Regions from separate parts of the Mus musculus genome. Here region 2 is linked to region 1. Evidence: chromatin loops called from intact Hi-C (ENCODE). Cell type or tissue: heart. All regions are shown on one strand. Each heading gives the region's core, and the rest is flanking DNA. Links, peaks and the distances in the headings are about the cores only. Region 1 overlaps Phf2 (PHD finger protein 2). Region 2 has its middle 4.7 kb from the start of Mirlet7d.

Region 1 (8,085 bases), core at 2,692-6,691:
AGCTGTCTTCAGATCTCATTACAGGTGGTTGTGAGCCACCATGTGGTTGCTGGGATTTGAACCCTGGAGTCAAGAGCAGTCAGTGCTCTTAGCCTCTGAGCCATCTCACCAGCCCATTCTCTTGATGGCCCCAGTTAGATTCATGCATTGCTGACTTGGGTTTGAAGCACTTGACTATTGTTTACCTCTCAGTGAAACTTTAGTGGCATTTCCAGATGTGGCACTGATAGGTGAATGATGGGGCACAGCCTGGACCCCCCTCTCCCCCCACCGCAAGACCCTCCACGACATACTTCAGGAACAGTAGTGTCCTCTCAGCTCTGTAGTCTCATGACAGCTTCAGACTTTAACTTGATAATTGGGGAACCTGAGGCGTAGGGAGCTTAGACAGCTGTCCCATGGCCCACAGCTTGGAGATAACAGAGGCAGGCCCAGGCTCTGGGCTGATCTCACACAGGGGCCCAACTTGGGGCTACTAAAGAGTTGTTGAGTGCTGGGCTACATCCACTTGTCTGTGCCGGTCCCTCATTTGGGAAGAACTCCACGGGCCCGTCCAGGGTTCCTGTTCCTTCATCTGCCAGAGCTGTTTTTAGATGACTGCCCGAGGCAGCCGCTCACCCTGACTCTGAGGCTGCTCCAGCAGGTGGAGGCCTAGGTCAGGCCTCCTCGTAGATGACGGGAGATTCTGGGAAGGCAGATTAAGGGCTTGATTGAAACAAGCTTTTGCTGAATTAGTTGGCCATATTTCATTTCATAGATTACTGTTTTGAATGCAATATCATGTTCACAGCCACCCAGCCTCAGGCATGGTGGGAGGGGTGTGCATGGTTCTGGGCTCAGAGTCCTGGCTTAGCCTGGCATGATAGAGTGAGAGTTTTGGTGAACACATGGGGGAAGCCTGGCTGTGGCTTCTTCTCATAGGAGCACCTCCACTCAAGTCTGTGATGCTGTGCAGGGTGTCACACAGTCTCTGGTGGTGGGAATGCCTGACTTCCAGGAGAATATATGTGCTAGCTAATACTTCAATGGCTGACCTCAGAGTCTCAGAGATCCTTAGTACCCTGGATCTCCCATGACCTCAATGGAAAGGCCTGGGAAGTTGGAACCTAGGGTGAGCCTAGTACCACCCAGGATGAGGGCAGACAGGACCAAGAGCCTAGGCCCTCACCTTGGTGCCCAGTTCTGGGTGCTGTGGAGGGAGAACTCTGGGTGGCGTGGAGACAGAACACAGATGGGGGTATTTGAGTCCTTATTCATGAGGCCAGAGGGGGCTGTCTGCTAATGAGAAACCAGAGCTGCTGTGGCCCCGTGCCCCAAGTCTGGGGAGAGTGCTTTGCAGACCCCACATGTGTCCACACACGTGCCTCAGAGGCCAGCCAGCTCCCGCAGCCCGCCGCAGGCAGTTCCTCTTCCAAAGTCTCCCGGTTGGAGCACAGGTCAGTGTTTGATGGTCCATTTGCACTGTTTTAAGTACTGACTGTTTGGAAAAAAACAGCTGAGGAAAACGGAGGAAAATATGTTAATTTCCTGTGGCTGGTTTTGCTTGGTGTTTACCGCCATGGGAAAAGGAGGGGATTTAGGTATGGTAATTGGAGGATTAAAGTATTATTTTCCATGCTGACTAGTTAAACTTTGTTCACTGATTCTCCGGCAACCTTGTAGATAGCCGGGCCAGCTGGGTCTGGGGTCACCCAGATGGCGTGAGTGGGAAGTTCATGTCCATGTGGGTTCTCATGGGGGTCCAGCCTCAGGGTTTAGGACCCTGGCGGTGCATGTCTTGGCATGTCCCTGTGGCCTGGATTGAGGACAGGATAGAGCATTGCACCTTGAAGGTATTTGTTCCTGCCCATGCTCAGTGAAGTCCCCAGACTAGCGCAGCTGGACAGTGCCAGGACAGCTGTTGTCCTGTGAGACACAGCCCTGTATTGTGCACAGGGCAGGGCAGGCTAACGAGGGAGGCTCCAACATAACTCTCTGCAGAACTCAGGGATGTGTGACTTGGCCTGCCATTATGGCTTTGGCCTGGGAGGCAGCCTTCAGAGGGGGCTGTGGAGCCATTGGCTTCCCTCTCCTCGGGTTCAGGAAATGTCTCTCGGTCCATGGAGCATTGGCCTAGGAGATGGCTTTTGTCCAAGCTTGCCTATCCAATCTCAGTGGGGCTGTTCCATCTCTCTGACTCTGCCCCACCCCACCAGCGTCTTCTCTAGAACCCTCATTTTCTGATCAGTAGCTTTCCTAGGTCCCTGTTAGAGCTTCTACCAGGGTCTCCTTCAGCCTGTACATAAGGAGGTCGCCCAGCAGCACTGTCTCACATATGGGCCATCTTGAGCAAGGAAGGAGACATGGGGGAGGGAGGATACTGTGCTGGAGGGGGTACTGTGCTGGAGAGGGATACTGTACTAGAGGGGCTACTGTGCTAGAGGGAGTACTGTGCTGGAGGGGGTACTATGCTGGAGGGGTACTGTGCGGGAAAGGGTACTGTGCTGGAGGGGGTACTGTGCTGAAGGGAGTACTGTGCTGGAAAGGATACTGCTGGAAGGTGATACTATGTTAGTGGAGGATACTGTGCTGGAGGGGGTACTATGCTGGAGGGGGTACTATGCTGGAGGGGTACTGTGCGGGAAAGGGTACTGTGCTGGAGGGGGTACTGTGCTGGAAAGGATACTGCTGGAAGGTGATACTATGTTAGTGGAGGATACTGTGCTGGAGTGGGTACTGTGCTGGCGAGGATACTGTGCTGGAGGGAGATCTCTGGCTGCAATGCCATGTGCTGCCACTGCTGTTCATCACCGTGATTCTGGTCCTGAGCTTGCCATGAGATTATCTCCTAACACAGCTTCTTTTCAGAGGCTCTGACGCTTTCTCCTGCAAAGGTCTTCCTAGAAGTGCTCCAGGTATTTGGTTGTAGTTTGCAGGTATCCAGGATAGAACAAGGGAAACGCTGGAAAGTAAAGGGGTCTCAGGAGAAGAGGTACCATGGAGTACAGGGAGGAGACAGTGTGCCTCTAGACCATGACCACCTAAGTGGCTCATGTAGCAGGTGTCTCTGGTACTAGTAGTGTTTTCTTTTCTAGGCGGGGCTCATCTGAGTTAGAGTGAGTACCAGAAAAATCCCCAGAGGGAGCTCCCACAGGGTCAGGTCTTCATGGTCGGCTCTCTACCTGGGCGTTGTGCAGCCATTGGGATCCTGTGCCACTCCCCAACTCAGACTCTCCTGACAGGGCCTAGGTGTGGGTGTTTTTAAAGCTGTCCAGGTGGTTCTTGCCCAGACAGCTGGGAAGCCTAGGCTGGAGGAGGTGAGTGGGCTGGGCCAGCACAGGGCCCCGAGAAGTCAGAGCCGGATCCTGTCTGAGAGCCTGGTGGAGACTGTGGAGACCACCAGGAAGCTGCTCAAGACCCAACCCCTGGGTTCTTTACAGTCTAACAGCATCCAGGCCTCAGGCCTGTGGAATGATGATGAGCACTGCTCCCTAATCCCAGTTTGGGATGCTCTTTCTGGAAGGCAGGGCACCAGTGTACCCTGGGGGAGATGAGGGCGTGGGGCAGTAGACAGGGGCATTGCTAGGAAAGTGCAGAAAGGGCATGGCAGCCAGGACAGGACTTGGCAGAGGATTACAGATGGAGCCCTGTGGTCAGTCCTTCATGGAGGGACCCAGAGAGGGAAACCTGGCTAAGCTGAGGCATGGCTGTGCCTAACCAAGAGATGTGTAGATACAGATAGAGATTGTGTGTGTGTGTGTGTGTGTGTGTGTGTGTGTGTGTGTGTGTGTGTACAGGTGTACATGGTGAGGGTGCAGGGCTGAGTACAAGTGTACATGAGGGTATGTGCAGGTGTACACAGAGCTGTGGGTGCAGGCACAGCTGTAGATGAAGGTGTAGGCATAAGGGTATAGGTGTAGGTGAGGGTATAGGTGTAGGTATAGATGTGGTGTAGGTATAAATGGGGGTATAGGTATAGATAGGGGTGTAGGCGTGGATGGGTTGTAGGTGTAGATGAGGGTGTAGGTGCATGTGTAGATGGAGGTGTATGCACATGTAGATGTGGGGGTGTAAATACAGATGAGAGTGAGTACAGATGTAGGTGAGTGTGTGTGTGTGTGTGTGTGCAGGTAGAGGTGAGACCAGGGCACAGGTATAGGTGTGGGCTTGGTGAGCGTGTGGGTGTCGATGGAAGGTGTAGATGAGGGTCTGGATTCATACTTGGACGTGCATCACCTTGGAAGAGTGTGTCATGGGAGAGATGTGGGGACTCCTCGTTCTCAGTGTAGGACTGCGGAGAAGGAATGTTCCTTGCCAGGACTGAGGTCAGGCTATGGAAGAGCATAGAGAGCTGGCAGCTGGACCTCAGGCCAACTCAAAAGATGTGAGAACTGTTGCATTGTGGTGCAAGATTTTATCCCATCTGCCTTCTGGTGTGTGTCCTTATTCCACCCAAGGCCTCATTCCCTCCCTGGAGTGTGACTGGGTGTACAGAGGGGCCTGCCAGACCTTCTCCACTGTTAAGTTTCCAGCCCATATCATTCTGTTAGCCGCTGGCTGCCTGGGCCAGCGAGTATACAGCCAAGGGCTTTGGGCTGCAGTTACAGCACCTTGGACTGCAAACTGTGGGCTGTGGGCTCTAGTCTGTGGTCCAAGTGTCCTGGCTGTGAGCCAAGGGCCATGGCTGAATGCTTGTTGTTTCTCTCTGTCCCCAGCCAGCCCCCTGCCTCCCCCAGCACACAGGAAGCCATTCAGGGAATGCTCTCCATGGCCAATCTGCAGGCCTCTGACTCTTGCCTGCAGACCACATGGGGCACGGGGCAGGCCAAGGGTGGCTCACTGGCAGCCCATGGTGCCCGGAAGATTGGTGGTGGCAACAAAGGCACAGGCAAGCGCCTGCTGAAGAGGACTGCCAAGAACAGTGTGGATCTGGAGGACTACGAGGAGCAGGATCACCTGGATGCCTGCTTCAAGGACTCAGACTATGGTGAGTGTGGCTGCAGGGCAGGGCTGCTGCCTGTAGGGGGCAGCACTGACTAGGAACATGCCAAAGAGGCCCAGGAGCTACAGTCAGGACTGTAAAATCCATCTTGGGCTGGGGTGTGGTGGTTCACACTTTCAATTCCAGCACTCTGGAGGCACAGGCAAGGTGATTCTCTATTCTGCGCTCTGGGCCAGCCTGGTCCACGTAGTGAGTTCCAGGGCTATACAGTGAGACCTTATCTTAAACAAAACAAAATACAACAGTATCCTCTGGAAGCCTGTCATTTTGTGGCCTGGGTAACTACCACCATGCTCCATTTGAGAATATCTTTCTTATAAGGAAACTTTGTCCCCATCCACAGTTTGTCCTTCCCTAGCTTTGGCCACTTGTCACGTACTTCAGGTCTCCGTGGATCTATTTTGGACACACCATCTAAATGGATCGTATAATGTGACTTTTTGAGGGCCCGTGCATGCTGTGGCACATGACAGGATTTCCTTCCTTTCTCAGGCTTAGTAATATTCTTTCCTCTGTATAGGAAGTCCATGCATATGTCATTCCTGGGCTCCTGGGCTCTTGTGTTGGCTGCTGTAAACACGCATGCACAGATCCTCTAGGGACCTGCTCTCGTTCCTGGGCTGTGCTTCCGCTGGATCCTGCTGGGTCACAGGTGGATTTAGCTCTCCAAGGGCTGACCTGACAGATGTCCATGCAGCTGAACGTTTATCAGTGACAGAGCCTTGGGGGCGGGGGGGGGGGTGTCACTGCTCCCATCCTATCTGTAAGATGGAAAAACCAAGCCCCACGGATGATCCTGCGGTCATATGTGAGATCAGAAACCAACAAGGCTCTGGCCTTCTGTAACGGGTACAGGCACCATGCCTCCTTCCAGCAGGGCCTGCCTGACGCAGGTACCTGATTTCTCACACCCCATGTCAGGAGACATTCCAACTTGTGTCAAAGGTGCCAGTCTAGGCTCATAGTGCTTGGGGTTGACTCCGGTTTAGTCCAGGGCCTTCCTGATAGCCAGAGGTTTACTGCTGTCCACTGTGAAGGAGATATTCTGAGAGGGGGCTGTGTCCTGCCCAGGTTGAACAGATCTGCGCCCCTTGGTGAGTGTGCTCTGCTTAAATAGACAGCTGGAATCCTGTTTCCACTCTGTGGGGGTGTAAGGTGCCAGGTCCTGCTGCTACCCACAGAATCACCAGTCTTGGAGGTTTCTCAGTTGGCCTTGCCAATCAAGGGAAGCAAGACCCACAGTGTAGGAGTCGCTGGGGAGTCCTGAGCCCGGGAAGCTCCGTAGTGGCCATGCAGGCTGCTGGGCAGACACCTCCTCCCAGTCTGCTTGGGAGGGTCTTGGGACTTCAGATAGAGTGGAATCAGACTGGTCCCCTCAGTCTCTCACTCGCTGCTGCAGCAGCAGCCTCCAGAAGGACTGCATCTCACAGGCTCCTGAAGCTAGCCTGGGGTGGGGGTGGGTGGCAGCCTGTGAGGCCACTGTCCTGCCTCAAGTGGACACTCTTGCTACGGCAGCTTCAACTGCACAGCAGGTCTGAGAACCTAAGGACAGATCTGGGGCCACCACTGGGAAAGGTCACTGGGCCACCGCAGCCCCACCCAGGGCCCTCCTCAGGCCCGGCTGCACTCGACCACTCAGGGGCTGATCTCCTATTGCTGATCTCCTCAGTTTACCCCTCACTGGAGTCTGACGAAGATAACCCCGTCTTCAAGTCCCGGTCAAAGAAGAGGAAAGGCTCAGACGATGCTCCGTACAGCCCCACAGGTAGAGCGGGGCTGGGGGCCTGATATGTGGCCATTGAGGACATAGGTATGGCTCTAGGCATTTCCTGGGAAGATGGGTCGGCTCCCCACAGGGCCCTGGCTGTGGCTCTGCTTGGCGTTTTGGGATCCCTGAGCCTAGACCCTCTCTCTAGAACTTTGTCATGTGAGGCCCCTCTTCTCTGCTGTCCTCTGTAAGAAGATCTAGGAATGGCACCCAAAACAGGAAGGGGTAGTGAATGGGATCAGGTCTGTCCACCTTTCAAGTTCCCCCGCCTACCTGGCTTCCCTCGCCCAGTTTGCTGGACCTCCCATACCGCCGCACAGATACTCCAGTGTGGCACCATCCTGGGGAGAGCAGATGTGGTGTGACTTCCCATCCAGAGAGTTAGATGCTCATGGTACCCGCAGACTCAGAGATGGTCTGGGATGATTGGGTCACCACTTACAGAGCTGATTCATTGGCCTTTTCCTGGTCTCTTCCACAGCCAGGGTCGGTCCATCGGTGCCAAGACAAGACAGGCCTGTGCGTGAGGGGACCAGAGTGGCCTCCATTGAGACGGGGCTGGCAGCTGCTGCAGCCAAGCTGTCCCAGCAGGTGAGGAGAAGGAAGGGTTCGTGCAAGAGGAAGTCTCCACTATGTGAGCTTAGGCTGACCTCTAGACACCTCAGCCATCTCTGTGTCTCCTGCTAGGCAGGAGAGTGGCTCCAAGTTCCTAAGCAGGTGTAGGGGAGCCCATGACCCTTACCCCAGATAGGCACCTCTCCCTCACATGGTACCCAGGATGCCCTCGTTAAATGCCTCTGGGGACTGCTCCCATTCCCAAAAGTTCAGGCACTTTTAAGTGATTCCCATAGGCAGAAAGAAGCTCTGACTTGTCTTCACCTCATCAGCTCCTCCCCTCCCCTCCCCTCCCCTCCCCTCCCCTCCCCTCCCCTCCCCTCTCCTCCCCTCCCCTCCCCTCCCCTCCCCTCCCTGCTTCCTACCTGGTAGAGGTCTGAGCCCCCTTAAAGCCTGCATCTGGGTTGGGACAGAGCTGTCTGTGCCAGACTCTGATGTACCTGGGGCAGCTGATGGGCCGCACCCCTCCATACTTTGTTCTTAGGAGGAGCAGAAAAACAGGAAGAAGAAGAACACCAAAAGGAAGCCGGCTCCTAACACTGCCTCCCCCTCCATCTCCACCTCTGCCTCCGCCTCCACGGGTACCACCTCGGCCTCCACCACCCCAGCATCCACCACCCCGGCCTCCACCACCCCAGCATCCACCACCCCGGCCTCCACCAGCACAGCCAGCAGCCAGGCCTCACAGGAGGGCAGCTCACCTGAGCCCCCACCTGAATCA
Region 2 (8,085 bases), core at 2,300-6,299, 280 kb after region 1:
GTATAGCTTAGACTGGCCTTGAACCTGAGATCCTTCTATCCCACTTCTCAATGCTAGAATTACACTTGTGTACCACTATACCTGACACCAAATCATCTTTTTAGGTATCTATTATAACTTCACTTTCTATTAGTGTCTACTACCATTATTCATAGATGTATTACTAAGGCTAATTCAATATTTATAATTTCCTGTTTTGTAAATGTTCGTGTAATTTCATATTATATATGATTATAAATGTGGCTACATTTCCATACACCTTTGAGTCTTGAATTTGCACAAGCAAATACTACCTTGCAAATACCTCTTCATTTCCTCAGTATAGTTCAAACATTTACCAAATGAGGGAAGCAGGTAACTTTACTAATAGTAATGTCTCCTATGAAAACTTTGGGTAAGGAGGTTGGTGTCTTTGCTTTCCATTGCTGCAATAAAGACTGAGGAGGGAAGGATTTATTTTAGCTAAAATCGCTGATGTTACTCCACTGGGTAAGATTAGGGCAGGAACCTAGAAGCAAGACCCGAAAGGGGGCTGTGGAACACTGCTGGCTTGCTTACCATGGTTTGCTCAGCCTGCTTCCTTACAACCCAGAACCAGTTGCCTAGGGGTGGTATCTCCTAAAACAGGTTGGCTATGCCAAGCCCTCCCAACTCAGTTTAATATCTCACTTTCCTGCAGACCAATCTGATAGAATTTTTCTCATTGAGGTTCCCTCTACCCTGATACCTTGTAATCAAAATGACAAAACTAAAACAATTGGGAGTTCAGGGTATACATATATGAGACCATTGAGGTGGAATTGTGAAGGTTTTGTATTTCAGGAGGAGAAACTTGTACAAATACACTACTGGTGTTAGTGATTATAGCTATCTTGTGATACAGGGGTTTAGATTGGTCAGTAATTTGATGGAAACAAAGAGAACTAGCATTTGCTGTTAAGTCTGACAGTCTCATGTCCTTGGCTGTCTTGGAACTCACTATGGAAGCCAGGCTGGCCTCTAAACTGCTTGCCTACTTCTGCCAGATTCTTAAATTTTAAGACATGGGCCATCATTTTAAGTCATGTGTGTGAGAGAAATGCATTACCCTACAATAAGAGTTAAGTTTCTTGCAGAGGAAATTCAGTGTATTAGGGGAATCCTGAAAGTTAACCCTGAGGGGATAGTGAAGACACTGATCAGGTTCTCAGGAAAAGGCTTTTTGGCTGAGCTAAAAATAAGAGAATATAGGTCCCTTGGGTGGTGGTTCTATGAGCATGGGCACAACAGCATTGCAGTGGGGAGAGGCTGATGACACCCAAAACTTCTCAATCTTGGGATTTGGCAGCCAGACTAGGATCGAGCTCAATGATCATGAGCATCGGATGTTCCTGATGCTTTGGAAATTTGGGTCACCTTAAATTGATTCCTGATGTGCTTTTTAAAGTAATATAATCAGGCCTGCAAGGAAGTTTGAGTACCAGTGCACTAAGAAAAGGGTAGATGGGAGTAAGAGCAAGTGGGGGAGAGAGCTGAAACAAGGTGTCCAGAAACTGCTCCCCATAAGAACATAAATTAGTAGTCACAACAAAATACCTTCAGAAGAGCTAAATCAGGTCAGACCTTAGTTCATTTTAGCATCCTATGTCCTCAACAGGCCTCCCCAGATTTTACAGTGTGTAGAGAATAACCCAAAGTCCAGTTGGTTTTGTGTTAAGGCGTATATCACTGTCTGGCCGTGTCATTTTTCAGGCGTAAGTATGCCACAGGCCTAGGCACTAATGTTTGCATTAGTTTTGGAATTCATGCTGTGTTGGTGACTGGCCTTTGGGCTCAGACTGAACATTGTAGAGTGGGTGGCCGTGGGTTGGTTTGGTTCCTCCTTGTAGACCCCTAGCAACACAAGATGGACTAGTCTGGAGGGAAAACAGGCCTTTTGAGTTGGGAGCTAACCCCTCCACGTAAGGCCCAGAGAAGGGACATCAGTGGTAAAGGTGAGTAGGCTCAGTAATTGGGTTTCCTGCAGTCATTCTAATTCTGAATGGTTCCATAACTGCTTATTGGAACAGGAGCTTCAAGATGGTTTCTAGTGGGAAATTAACAGATCAAACCAAGACTACTGTAAACTACTGAAGGTACCAGCTAGTGCTAAGACAGCAGAAGTGATTACATGTCCAGAAAACCTTTTTGTTTATAAAATGTCACAAAAACATTGTTAAAATGAGAATAAAAGCCTTAATCTTTTACATGTGGACTTGCATGCCCACATCAAGGACTTTGTAGAATCATGCTTTGATAAGGAATAAAGTAAGCATCATCAGGAAATGGCCAGTTTTTAAGGGAAGTAGATGAACAACGAAATGTACTTCATTAAAGAAACAAATAGACATCAGTCAACAGAAAAAACTGAAGGCTATTTTAAGGTGGGGGTGGTGTGGAGAGATCAAAGAATTTACACTGTAACCAATATACAAGGATATTAAAATTTTTTAATTTCATGAAACGAAAATGGGAACCACATACTAAAACAAGTAGTACTAAAAGTTTATTGTGACCAGTATCTACATCATGAAAATAACTCATTGTTAACACTTAACTGAAAATATAACTGATCTTCAGGTCAGTAAAAGAAAAAAAAAGATTAAAGCAGAAATAACATTTTTAACAAGCAAAAACCAGCAAGATAGGACTGAGAGACAACAGTACTTAGGGGAAATAAAGATGTTGCATCTGACATTGTAGAAATATAGATAATTGTGAACACCTCTACATAGCTGATGAAAGAAGTGGACACAGTTTCTGAAATTGGATGAATCAGTAATGAGGCCCCCACCATAGAAAAGCTTCATTGTTGAAATCCACTAAGCATTTAAAAGAGAACAAAAACCAACTCATGCTTTTCAAAAGTATATGAAGAGGAAAAGAAGGTATTCTTCCAAACTCATTATCCAGGGCCAGTGTTATCAATATAGTAAAACTATATAAAGACACAAGTCAGTGGTCAGTATGCTTATAAAGATGGATGAGAAACTAAGTAAAACTAGAAAACCAAATCCAAAAGCACATTAAAATGGGTTCTCACCATGAAGAGGAGTTCACGGATTCAAGGAGGGAATAACAAGCCAAATCAGTAAGTACCGCACAACACATAAATTAACCATATGATTATTTTGGTACATGCAGAAATGGTATTTGATAAAATTTAACATTCATAGTTAAGATCCCAAATGATATAACTACATATACAACAAGGTTCTAGTTAATGCTCCAAGTGAGACAAGCTGCTAGCTTTCTCTTTGAAGATCAAGAACAGGACGAGTCCTTTTTTAACCACCTTTATTGAAAATGCTGTACACCCTAGCCAGAACAATGAAGCAAGAGAAAGAATGTTTGAATTGAAAAAGGGGGAAGTAAAATTCTTACTATTGGAAGATGACAAGGATGTTTTACATAGACACCCCCAAATATTATGTTAAAGGGTAGACAGTATAGAAAAATTGATAGCTTTGGTAGAGGCTAGCTAACTGAATTATCTGAAAAAGAAACCCAACTCAGTGTCCTAAGTACAATACCTACAAAATATATAGAAATTAATTGGGGGGGGAGGGTATGGGGGACTTTTGGGATAGCATTGGAAATGTAAATGAGGAAAATACCTAATAAAAATATTTTAAAAATTAATTGAAACATGGATGCTTTATAGTAAAACAATTTCAGTGATAAAATTAAGAACACACAAGTAGTCGGCCTTATTTACTTTTCTACTGTTGTGACAAAGCACTGTAACCAAGCAAGAAGAACCAACTTAGAAAGGGTGAGTCCATGACCATCATGGCAGCAGGCAGGCATGGTGCTGGGGCCCTAGCTGAGAGCTGACACTTTGAGGCAACCACCATGAGATACGGTTAACTGGGAATGCTGTAAGCTTTTGAAACTCAAAGCCTACCCACAGTGACACATCTGAAAAATCACACATGGGGCTTATACCACTCCTGTTGTCCCCATGTTTGTGTTGCCCTCAGAGCTGGCACTTCTAGGAAGGAGTGTGCTGAAACTTTAATGTTTTCAAATTCTATTTTTATTTATATGGGTACACTGTAGCTGTCTTCAGACACACATCAGAAGAGGGCATCAGATCCCATTACAGATGGTTGTGAGCCACCATGTGGTTGCTGGGAATTGAACTCAGGACCTCTGGAAGAGCAGTCAGTGCTCTTAACCACTGAGCCATCTCTCTAGCCCCAAAAATCTTATTTTTAATGATGGTTCTTAAATGCTTTAACCTCCCTTTTAGCCCTCTCCCCCACCCCCCAGGTAGTGGAAAAGAAAGGATACAGGAGGGGGCAGGGAAGCGGACCTGTTTAGAAAGGTTCTTTGGGGCACCTTCTGTCTGTGTTGTCTGGAAATCGGCAGTTTAGTTTACAGGTTAGTAGCAGCAGCAGCATCTCAGTTCACTCACAAACACTTCATGGATACACCAGCAGTCCAGTTTGGTAGAGTCAGGATAGCAAACACTCAGCAGCTGTGGCACTACCTAGCAGAGACAGCTAGGCCTCAGCCTTGGCTCAAGTCAATGGCGAGAAGCCAGGAGAAGTTCTGGGCTGTGCCTCTCTTAGGGAAGTGATGATCAGTGAAGACACTAGGCTCACAAGCATTGCACAGCTAGCTCTGTAAGCAAGCCAAGCACAGCCTCTGCTGCATGGAGTCCTATTTATCCTCTCTCCAAACATCGAGTGTCCTCCACAGGTTTTGCCTCAGCACCTGTGTTGTCTCAGCTGACATCACTCTGCCAATTAGCCCACTTTCAGAAAGTGGCAAGAAACTGCAACACACCACCAGAAGTTTTTTGGTGTGTTTCTCTCAATGAAGTCCTGACAAATGCAGCTCAACTATGCAATGTAAGGTGGACCAATGCATGGGTGTAGTTAGCAAAGAATTCTTCCCTTTCATGTGCTTGCTTTAGCAGAATATCCTCTCTCCTTTGTCTGCTTCAGGGAAACTTCCTTCAGGAGTCTGCCTTAGCCTGTCACACCTGTGTCTACATTAATGACATGTTCCTTCATGTGCTTGCATCAGGAAAACATCATCCACCTGACTTTCCAAAGAACTCTTAAGTTTCCACTTCAGAGTGCTTTTTTCAGAAGCCCATTTTGCTCAGAATTCAGTTGAAGTAGAAGTACAAGATACAAGAGTACATATTAGCAAAGTATTAAGATACAATGTTATATAGAAGTATTAGATACAAGAACATACATATTTAGCCCTAAAGAGTATATATGTATGTATATATTCATTGTGCCCCCTGTCTGCAAGAGTTGAGTCCATTGTTTTTCTGTGCAATCTAATGTAAAATACCTAACTAAATGAATATACATCTATGATCCCAGTTCTTGAGAGGCTGAGGCAGGAGAATTTTAAATTTGAGACTAGCTTGGTCTGGGTGACATACATAGTAAGATCTTGTCTTACAGAAATGAGACACACAAATGTTATACATGCATACACACATGTATGTATGTACATATTTTAGGGTTAAATACTCAGAAAGTTGAAAAGTTTGTCAGGGTAATGGGCAACAACACTTAGCACATGCTCTCCTGGAGAGGAAGTCTTGAAATGCTTTAAATCTGGCCAATCTGTCATGGACCAGTATTGCCTAGTAGCTCTTAAATCTATTTTGGGAGCCTTGAGCTTGCTCATCTGGATCATAGCTGGCCTTGAGCTAGTCCATTCAGTGTTCTTCATGTCCTATCCCTGGACCACTAACCTCTTGCCAATCAGACATAGAGCATATGGCCACTGGTTCCAATCTCCTATGGAATTGGAGAAACTTTTTTTTTTTTTTTACTCCTGTAAGATCTCAATGCGGAGGGCAGTGAGAGAAAGAGTAAGAAACAAGATGCATAGGTTGTCATGTGACTTCTAGTACTAGCCTACTCTTCATGGGTGGTTCCTTCTTTCACTTTTTTCTTTCTTTCTTTTTTATTTTTATTTTCAAAGACAGGGTCTCACGGTGTAGCTTTGGTTGTCCTTGAACTCATTATGTAGACCGGGCTAGCTTCAAACTCATAGAGATTTGACTGCATTTGCCTCCCAAGTGCTGGGATTAAAGGCGTGTGACACTTCATCCTGTTCTCTATCCTCACTGTAATTACACTGGAGGACCAGTGAGAGAAACAGGGGAAGGCCCATGGCAGCTGGCACTGGCAGCTTCTCATAGGAGCCACCTCTTGCACCTAGCAGAAAGAAGGAATAGCCAAGACAGCCAGAGTCTTCCTGTTGCTTTCGAGGGCCTTGGTGTGACCTCCTCCTTTGGGCTGGCTCTGCTGTGGTCATGAAGGAGTTCTATGACATTCACAAGTCTGCCATTTTGAAAGAGACAAGGAATATTGCCTTTTGGGCTCCATGCTGATACTGCTGTGAGGGTTTATGAAAGGTCTTGTGAAACACTGTCTACTAGAAATATAATAATGTGAGCCACATGTGTAAATTAAATTTCCTGGTAATTGCATTTTTACTTTTGTAAAGAGTACAAAGAAAGCAGGTGAAAATAATTTTAACTGCGTATATACAACATTAATTTCCACATATAATCAATACTAAGCACTAATTAGACGTATTAAGCTCCTTTTTAATACTCGGTTTTCAAAATACCATGTGCGTTTTATGTGGAAAACAACCTTAATTAGAAATAGTCCCATTTCAAGTGCTCAATGGCCCTTTATGTGGCTAATGGCTTCCTCATTGGACAGATGTAGTCGCAGATTGGACTTTCAGAGAACAGAGCCATGCTGCCATCTGGTGGTTATTTAGTTAAATAGCATCCATGAGCCACTGCAACTGCCTGGTCCTCAGCCCGCTGGGAAACTTCCTTCTTGTGCAAATCCTCAGGAACAAAAGTATCTGCAGTGCTGTGAAGCTTGCAAGTGAGAAGGCTGTAGGAATGAGGAGGCGTTAGCTAAGAGGACAAAAGATATGCATGCCCTCAGGGAACCCCATTCCAGGGAGGCCACAAACACCCTCACCTAGCCCATGCTCATCACCTAAAATATTTCTTTGTTTTTGCTAATAAATACCACCATGTGACAAGTCTCTCTTGCAGCCCATCCCTAACTGCTGAGCTTCCTGTTAGTGAAGACTCACAAGCAGAGCTGTGAGAAGCCAGGGAATGTCGTCTTTACATGGGGAGATCTATTTGTACAATAGTAGTGTGTGTGTGTATGTGTGCGTGCGCGCGCGTGCGCGCTCATACACGTGTGTATATGTGCCTGTGAATTCGCTCATGGAGGCCACAGAAGCTCAGTGTCCCATTCTATCACTCTTTGTCTTACTTTTCTTTTTTTAAAAAAGATTTATTTATTACTATATCTAAGTACACTGTAGCTGTCTTCAGACACACACCAGAAGAGGGCATCAGATCTCATTACAGATAGTTGTGAGCTACCATGTGGTTGCTGGAATTTGAACTCAGGACCTTTGGAAGAGCAGTCAGTGCTCTCAACTGCTGAGCCATCTGTCCAGATCATCTTATTTCTTTAAAACTTGGTTTCTCAGTGAAATCGGAACTATGTTGCTAGCCAGCAAGCCCCCCAGTCTCTGCTAGGGTATACTCTGCAAGTGTAGCCCTATCCAGATATTTTACCCAGATGCTGTGGATTTGAACTCAGGTCCCCATATTTGTGCAGCAAGTGCTCTTACCCACTGATCTTTTTCTCCATCTCATAAAATAGTTTCATAAATGGATTTGTTGGGCCCAAGGATAGGTGCATCAATAATTTTTTTAATTTAAAAAATCAGCTTTATTTAGATATAATCTGCATACAACAAATTTTGTAAGTGTACAGTTTGATTAATTTTGCCAAATGTACACAGTTATGAAACCACCACCACAATCATACCATTTCCATCACTTTCAGAAATTCCCTGTGACTCTCAGCGTTCCCCTTCCTATCTCTGGCAAACACTAATTAGTTGTTTTGCTTACACTGTGCCTATCTCCCTCCCTCTCTTACTCCCCACTTCCCTTCCCTCCCCTCCCCTCCCCTCCCCTCCCCTCCCCTCCCCTCCCCTCCCCTTCCCCTCCCCTCTTCTCCCTTCCCCTCCTCT

Evidence for each region. Hi-C counts contacts between places; a loop is a spot of excess contacts. Peaks named below come from ENCODE experiments on the same cell type or tissue, not always from the same donor. Only the 100,000 strongest peaks of a DNase experiment are listed, where the experiment ranks them.
Region 2: it touches region 1 in a loop (2.2-fold over the local background); 15 of 42 quality-filtered maps call a loop at or near these places.

Annotation. Positions count from the first base shown.
Region 1 is chr13:48,804,486-48,812,570 of GRCm38, reverse strand. It overlaps Phf2 (PHD finger protein 2), which reads left to right. Exons shown (of 22, transcript NM_011078.3): 18 at 4,695-4,966; 19 at 6,651-6,746; 20 at 7,231-7,340; 21 at 7,849-8,085. Among named protein-coding and RNA genes, the nearest start is that of Phf2, 62 kb to the left of the region's middle. In heart, for the core only: a CTCF peak has its summit at 4,995 (motif pointing right); DNase peaks (open chromatin) are centred at 3,231 and 4,710; H3K27ac peaks cover 902 bases.
Region 2 is chr13:48,527,396-48,535,480 of GRCm38, reverse strand. No RefSeq gene overlaps it. Among named protein-coding and RNA genes, the nearest start is that of Mirlet7d, 4.7 kb to the left of the region's middle. In heart, for the core only: no CTCF peak of the experiment used is centred there; a DNase peak (open chromatin) is centred at 4,560.